Regions from separate parts of the Homo sapiens genome. Here region 2 is linked to region 1. A link is an interaction called in ENCODE POLR2A ChIA-PET data of the cell type or tissue named here. Cell type or tissue: PC-3. All regions are shown on one strand. Each heading gives the region's core, and the rest is flanking DNA. Links, peaks and the distances in the headings are about the cores only. Region 1 holds the start of WFDC6 (WAP four-disulfide core domain 6). Region 2 overlaps WFDC3 (WAP four-disulfide core domain 3).

The links. Peaks named below come from ENCODE experiments on the same cell type or tissue, not always from the same donor. Only the 100,000 strongest peaks of a DNase experiment are listed, where the experiment ranks them.
Region 2: POLR2A ChIA-PET joins it to region 1 with 21 read pairs; 5 of 35 experiments call an interaction of 5 or more read pairs at or near these places.

What each region holds. Positions count from the first base shown.
Region 1 is chr20:45,537,295-45,540,234 of GRCh38, reverse strand. WFDC6 (WAP four-disulfide core domain 6) reads left to right here and starts at 753. Exons shown (of 3, transcript NM_080827.2): 1 at 753-918; 2 at 2,141-2,271. The coding sequence starts at 828. It overlaps EPPIN-WFDC6 (EPPIN-WFDC6 readthrough), which reads left to right. Exons shown (of 5, transcript NM_001198986.2): 4 at 2,141-2,271; 5 at 2,685-2,940. The coding sequence ends at 2,702. It overlaps LOC107987282 (a long non-coding RNA gene), which reads right to left. Exons shown (of 4, transcript XR_001754641.3): 3 at 1,556-1,699; 4 at 1-160. It also overlaps the pseudogene HSPD1P21. In PC-3, for the core only: a CTCF peak has its summit at 1,822; a DNase peak (open chromatin) is centred at 1,644; H3K27me3 peaks cover 394 bases.
Region 2 is chr20:45,781,768-45,784,645 of GRCh38, reverse strand. The region is part of intron 4 of WFDC3 (WAP four-disulfide core domain 3); the gene reads left to right. Among named protein-coding and RNA genes, the nearest start is that of WFDC3, 8.7 kb to the left of the region's middle. RefSeq lists an enhancer at 634-803. In PC-3, for the core only: no CTCF peak of the experiment used is centred there; a DNase peak (open chromatin) is centred at 1,495; H3K4me3 peaks cover 398 bases; H3K27ac peaks cover 2,500 bases.

The DNA of each region.
Region 1 (2,940 bases), core at 300-2,799:
TGCAGAAATGCTTCCATTACCCACAGTCCTTTGCCAGATGGAACTGATGCCCAGGTAACTGGCTCCTCACCTCCTTCGGGCTTATACCAAGGATATAAAACTTGGTACAGATGCTCAAGCGTTAATGCTTCAGGGTGTGACTTTTAATCCAATGCTGTAGCTGTGACAACAGGGAAAAACGGAGAACAGAGTTGGAGAAGTCCCAAAGTAATGAAAGAAGTTATTTACTGTTGCAAAATCAAACGACTTAAAGGATAAATGTAACTGATCTTTACATACGAAAGAAGAGAGAGGGAAGTGAAGGGCGGGGAGAAAGAGACTCAGACAGACAGAGACTCCCTGAGAAAAAGACAGGCACAGAGTAAAAGACATACAGATGCACAGAAAAGAGAAGAAACAGAGTGAGAAAAATAAAACATAAGAATAGACATGTCAGGAGAAGAGTGAAATTAGAAAGAAGGAAGAGAGCTAGCATACTGTTAACCTGCAAACTCCCCCTGGGAAATGGAAGACTCTGGAGTTAAACCTCCCCTTCTGCTAAGGGAGCCTGGAAAGCCCAAGACAACATGTGCCCTCTTTCCCTGGTAGACCAGAAAGCCTCAGATTGCTGAGGATTAGGAGCCACCTATCCCCCAGTGTAGGTACCAGGTAGTCCCACTGATGGCCTCAGGGATCTGGTGTTCCTGATCGGGGAGTCTGGCTGGCTTGTCTCCAGGGCTGTCTCTTAAGGTGCTGGGCCACACCGGGGCAGGCAAAGTGCAGATGTAGGAGCTGCTGAGGAGCAGTTCTTAGTTTTGGTGCCATCAACCAGGCCAGTACTTCCTAAAATGGGACTCTCAGGACTTCTGCCAATCCTGGTACCATTCATCCTTTTGGGGGACATCCAGGAACCTGGGCACGCTGAAGGCATCCTTGGCAGTAAGTATTGGGAACTCCGTCCTTGCAATGGGGAAAGGAAACTCAGTGGGGAGGAAGGAACAAAGAATAATTTTGCAGCTGAGAAATTATTTTCTCCACCTCTGCCTGGAATTCCAGGTGGGAAAGAGGGGAGCTATTTGAAGTCTCTTGGTAAGAGACTCCCTTGGTGAATACAGGCATCCAAATCTGTGGCAAGTGACTCCTTGCTGCCATTCCAAAGAGTTCTTCCTGGAGGTGCCTGGACCTAGAGCTCATGAAATGAACTAAGAAGGAGTAGTAAGCCCAAGGAAGTCTCCCACAAGAAAAACAGGCTGCTCCCCACAACACCACCTGTGTCAACTTCCAAATGTTCTCATTGCAGCCCCCACACCCATACCCACAGAGGACCCTGGTCTTTGGGTTAAAGAATGGTCTCCAGAAGTCCCTTGGAATGCTGAAATGTGAAGACTCACAATTAGCAGCTAACTGTACTGGGCACTGAAAATTAGTGGTTGAAAGTGAGCACTCAGGAGCCACACATTGTAGGTTCAAACCTGGCTCCACCCCTGAGTAGCTGTGTGATCTTGGGCAAATTCACATAATCTCCTTATGCTTCCAATTCTTCTGTTTACAAAATGTGAATATTAAGAGTACTTACCCATAGATTTGTAATGAGGATTAAGGAGAAAAGGCAGCTCACAGTAAGTGCTTCATCCATATTACTCATTGTTACGTTACATTGCCCCAGGCAGTTTGACGATGGCTTGTCAAACTGTGTTGCTGGTTAGTCTTCAAAGCAACCCTATGGGCAAATGAGGAAATCAAGGCTCAGAGAGAGTGCCTGGCACACCAAGCGTCTCACAGAATTCAAAAGCCCAGCTATCTGATGCCAGAAATGTTAATCTCAATCATCGAGAGCCACAGCACCTCCTGGGGGAGCAACCAAGCACAGCAAGGCTGAGTGACCAGAACAGTCTTAGAGGAATGCGTCTTTCTCTCAGGAATCTCATAGATGGTGCGGGTAGGGGGTAGGGGTTGGTTTAGGCATCCGATGGTGAGTTGTTATGGGGTTGGGGATGTGAGCAGTGTTGTGAAATTCCTGAGCCCCCTGAGGGCCACTACCTTCTGGGGATAGGTGAAGTGGAAACAAAGTTCTCTAACTCTGGAGGGGTGCCCTGGTCTCGGGGAGGGGGAGCACTGGCTCCTTTAAGGCCTTGAGGGAATATATCTTCCCCTCCCTTAGAGCCGTGTCCCAAAATCAAAGTGGAATGCGAAGTGGAAGAAATAGACCAGTGTACCAAACCCAGAGATTGCCCAGAAAACATGAAGTGTTGCCCGTTCAGCCGTGGAAAGAAATGTTTAGACTTCAGAAAGGTAACTCAGATGCTTCCTAAATTACCCAGTGCCCTCACCTCCTATCTCCACCTGCACTGCACTACCTCTGTCTCCTAGTTCACTGATGGCTGGTCTCTGACCAAGAGTTTAGGTACATCTTCTACTTGACACAAATCTGCCAGTCCTGGACTTGGGAGACATGGATTTTATTTCATTTCTTCCTCTATTTTGGTAAGTGATGTGAACAATGTAGTTTTCCTTTCTGGGCCTCAGTTTCCCTTTCCATAAGACAGGTGTGGATAATGGACCACATGGTCTCTTGGCTACTCTTCAGTGATTCTCGAGATGCCAAGTAGTCACCAAAGTCTCATCAAATGCCAACATTGTGTCAGGTTATATGATAGCTATAAGAGACAGGTATATAATCTGTATTTCCTGGCTTTTTTCTCTAGGCCTCTCTGTCTACATAAATCCAGGATGCCTTCCCTGACCACCTTAGACCGCCTACACTCTTTCTTCTCTGCCCATATTATTGAGCTCTAAAGAAGATCATCAAGGACCATTCGTTCATTCTATTCATTCAACAAATATTGATTGGTGCCCCTGACACCCATGATGGGTTCCACTTGCTCATTGTGGCCAGGAAGGTCAGAAAAGTTTTTCTGGGAAAGAGATCCATGATTTAAGATCTGAAAGATGAGTACTTAG
Region 2 (2,878 bases), core at 238-2,737, 240 kb before region 1:
CCTCAGCCTCCCAAGTAGCTGGGATTATAGGCATGTGCCACTATGCTCAGCTAATTTTTTGTATTTAGTAGAGACGGCTTTTCAGCATGTTGGTCAGGCTGGTCTCAAACTCCTGACTTCAGGTGATCCACCGGCCTTGGCCTCCCAAAGTGCTGGGATTACAGGTGTGAGCCACCATGCCCAGCAGGAGTACAATTTCTCACCAGCCCCTTTATTCAAAACCAGGATGGTTTTCTTCTTCCCTGATCACTTCCTCTCAGAACCTGAAGCCCTGTAACATGTGACAACCTTTTTCCTTCCAGTCAAACCTCTCCAGGTAGGAGGCCCCTTGCTGGTACCCATTGGGTCTGTCTGTGCCCGGCTTAGGCAGCTATCTTGGGCAGCCTGCCCATTAGAGAGAATGGAAGGTTGTTCTCCTTGCCAGGACTCTTGAGGCCCAGCTCTGGAACCAGCCTGGGAATCTGTCTCAGGCAGGTCACTGACTGCTGGCATGTAGGGCTTGGTACAATCTTCCCAGTGTTTGAAGCTGAGGGCTGAATTGTAGGGGCTAAGGGCGAGGCTGGCACCCAGGCACAGTACCTTTGTGAGCTGCTCTGGCCCCTGGCCAGCCCAGATAGGGCTTCCTTTTCCACTGGAGCTTGGCAGGCAGGCTAGAATAGTGATCTCCCGCAGATGTCCCAGAGCCTGCTGGGCTGAGCGGGGTTCCTAGCCTGGTGGGAGGTGATACTGGCTACTGCATTGGTAGTTAACTACTTTTGTATAGCTCCAGCCCTAGGGGAGGGCTAGGCTACTCACCCAACAGGACTGGTTGCTATACCCAACTCTACAGGAAGCTCTCCTTCCAGGGCTATGAAAAATTTCGCTTTCCTTAAGCTCTGACATTGCCAGAGGTTTACCATAGCCAGCGCTGGTCTGTTTGGCAAAGTGGAGGTTCAGTCAGGTTGCCTGAGGGCAAGGGCAGACATTGGGTCCTGCTCTCATGACACTGTTCTAGTCTGAACATGGGTCTGAATCCTGGCTCTTCTGCTTGCTTGCTGTGTGGCCTTGGGCAAGTCCCTTCATTTCTCTGAATCTCACTTTTATTATCTGTAAAATGGGGATAAGGATGTTTAGCTCCCAGAGTGATAATGCAGTTGAGAAGAAATGCATTTTATTTATTTATTTATCTGGGACAAGGTCTCACTCTATCACCCAGGCTGGAGTGCAGTGGTGTGATCTCAGCCCACTGCAGCCTCAACCTCCTGGGCTCAGGTGATCCTTCTGCCTTAGTTCCCTGAGAAACTGGGACTACAGGCACAAACCACTGTGTCCGGCCAGAAATGCATTTAAAAAAGTCTGCAGTAAACCTGCCAGATAATGCTCAAGAGAGCTCATATGGTCATGCCAAGTACCTCTGTGTTCTGGTCCGCCCCTTCTCTGCCTCCCCACCTATCTGATGCCTGACCTATCCGTTTACTCACCCACTTATTCATGTATTCACTGTATATTGAGTGTGGCTACCCTACCTGGCATGTGGGTCTGCAGTGGTGAGGAAGGCAGCCGTGGTCCTTGCCACCCTGGGGCTTGCTCATATAGTGTGACAGACAGGAAATAATCAAGAAAACAAATACATAATAACCCCAAGATGATGATGAGTCATGAGTGCTTTGAAGGTAAAGGAAGAAGAGAGAAGGAGGCTGCTTTCATTTGAGGTTGGAGAGGTAGGCAGGGCCCAGACTTTCGGGGGTCTTCAGGGCTTCTCTCTTAGGCTTTATTCTAAGTGCAATAGGAAGCCTTTGAGGGGGTTTAAAAGCAGGAGAGGCCTTGTCCAGTTTTCATTTTAAAAAGACCACTCTGCCAGTATATGAAGAATGGATGGGGGCAAGTGTAGAAGATGGAAGACCAGTTAGGAGGCTATTGTGGCAGGCTGGGAGAGATGATCGGGGCTTAGACTGGGTTGGAGATACTGCAGACATAGAAAAATGGAAGGCGGCCGAACGCAGTGGCTGATGCCTGTAATCCCAGCACTTTGGGAGGCCAATGCGGGCAGATCACGAGGTCAGGAGTTTGAGACCAGCCTGGCCAACATGGTGAAACCCCATCTCTACTAAAAATACAAAAATTAGCCGGGCATGATGGTGGGCGTCTGTAATCCCAGCTACTCGGGAGGCTGAGGCAGGAGAATCGCTTGAACCTAGGAGGTGGAGGTTGCAGAGAGCCGAGATCGCACCACTGCACTCCAGCCTGGGCAACAAGAGCGAAACTCCATCTCAAAAAAAAGAAAAAAAAAATCCAAAACAAAAAAGCCCCCAAAAAACCAATAACAATGAAAAAGAAAAATGGAAGGCTTACATGTTTGTGAAGGTAGAATTAATGGGACTGGGTGAACAAGTAAGTGGCTGCAGGCATTGAGGGAGACGGGGTATCAAGAAGGGTGGTAGATATTCAGCTTGAGCAGTTGGGTGATGGTGGTGTTCTTTACTGAGACAGGGACAACCTGGGGGAAGAGGTTTTGGAGTGAAGATTCTGATTCTGGCCTGACAGTTGTCTTCTTGGGCCTCCTCATGGCTCACCTCCCCACTGTATGAAACCTGACCACTCCAGATCCCCTGTGACCCTCTGTTTTGCTTATTAACATATATGTATTATCTTTTACGTGGGCTGATGGCATGGCCTCCCTGGGTGTCTGGCTGACCCTTTTCTAAAACCTCACTGCAGGTTGTACAGAAAAGAGTTAACATAACAAGCCTGAGACCGCTCTTCTTAAAAAGGCTTGCTGGCAAGGCTGGGCCTTGGCTGGCTTCTGGGAACTTGGATTTTGTGGGTATTTGTACTACTCTAACTGATAAGAGTGGTTCACTGTGCCTAAACTGTTTGTGTAAACATTGTGGTTTAGGCT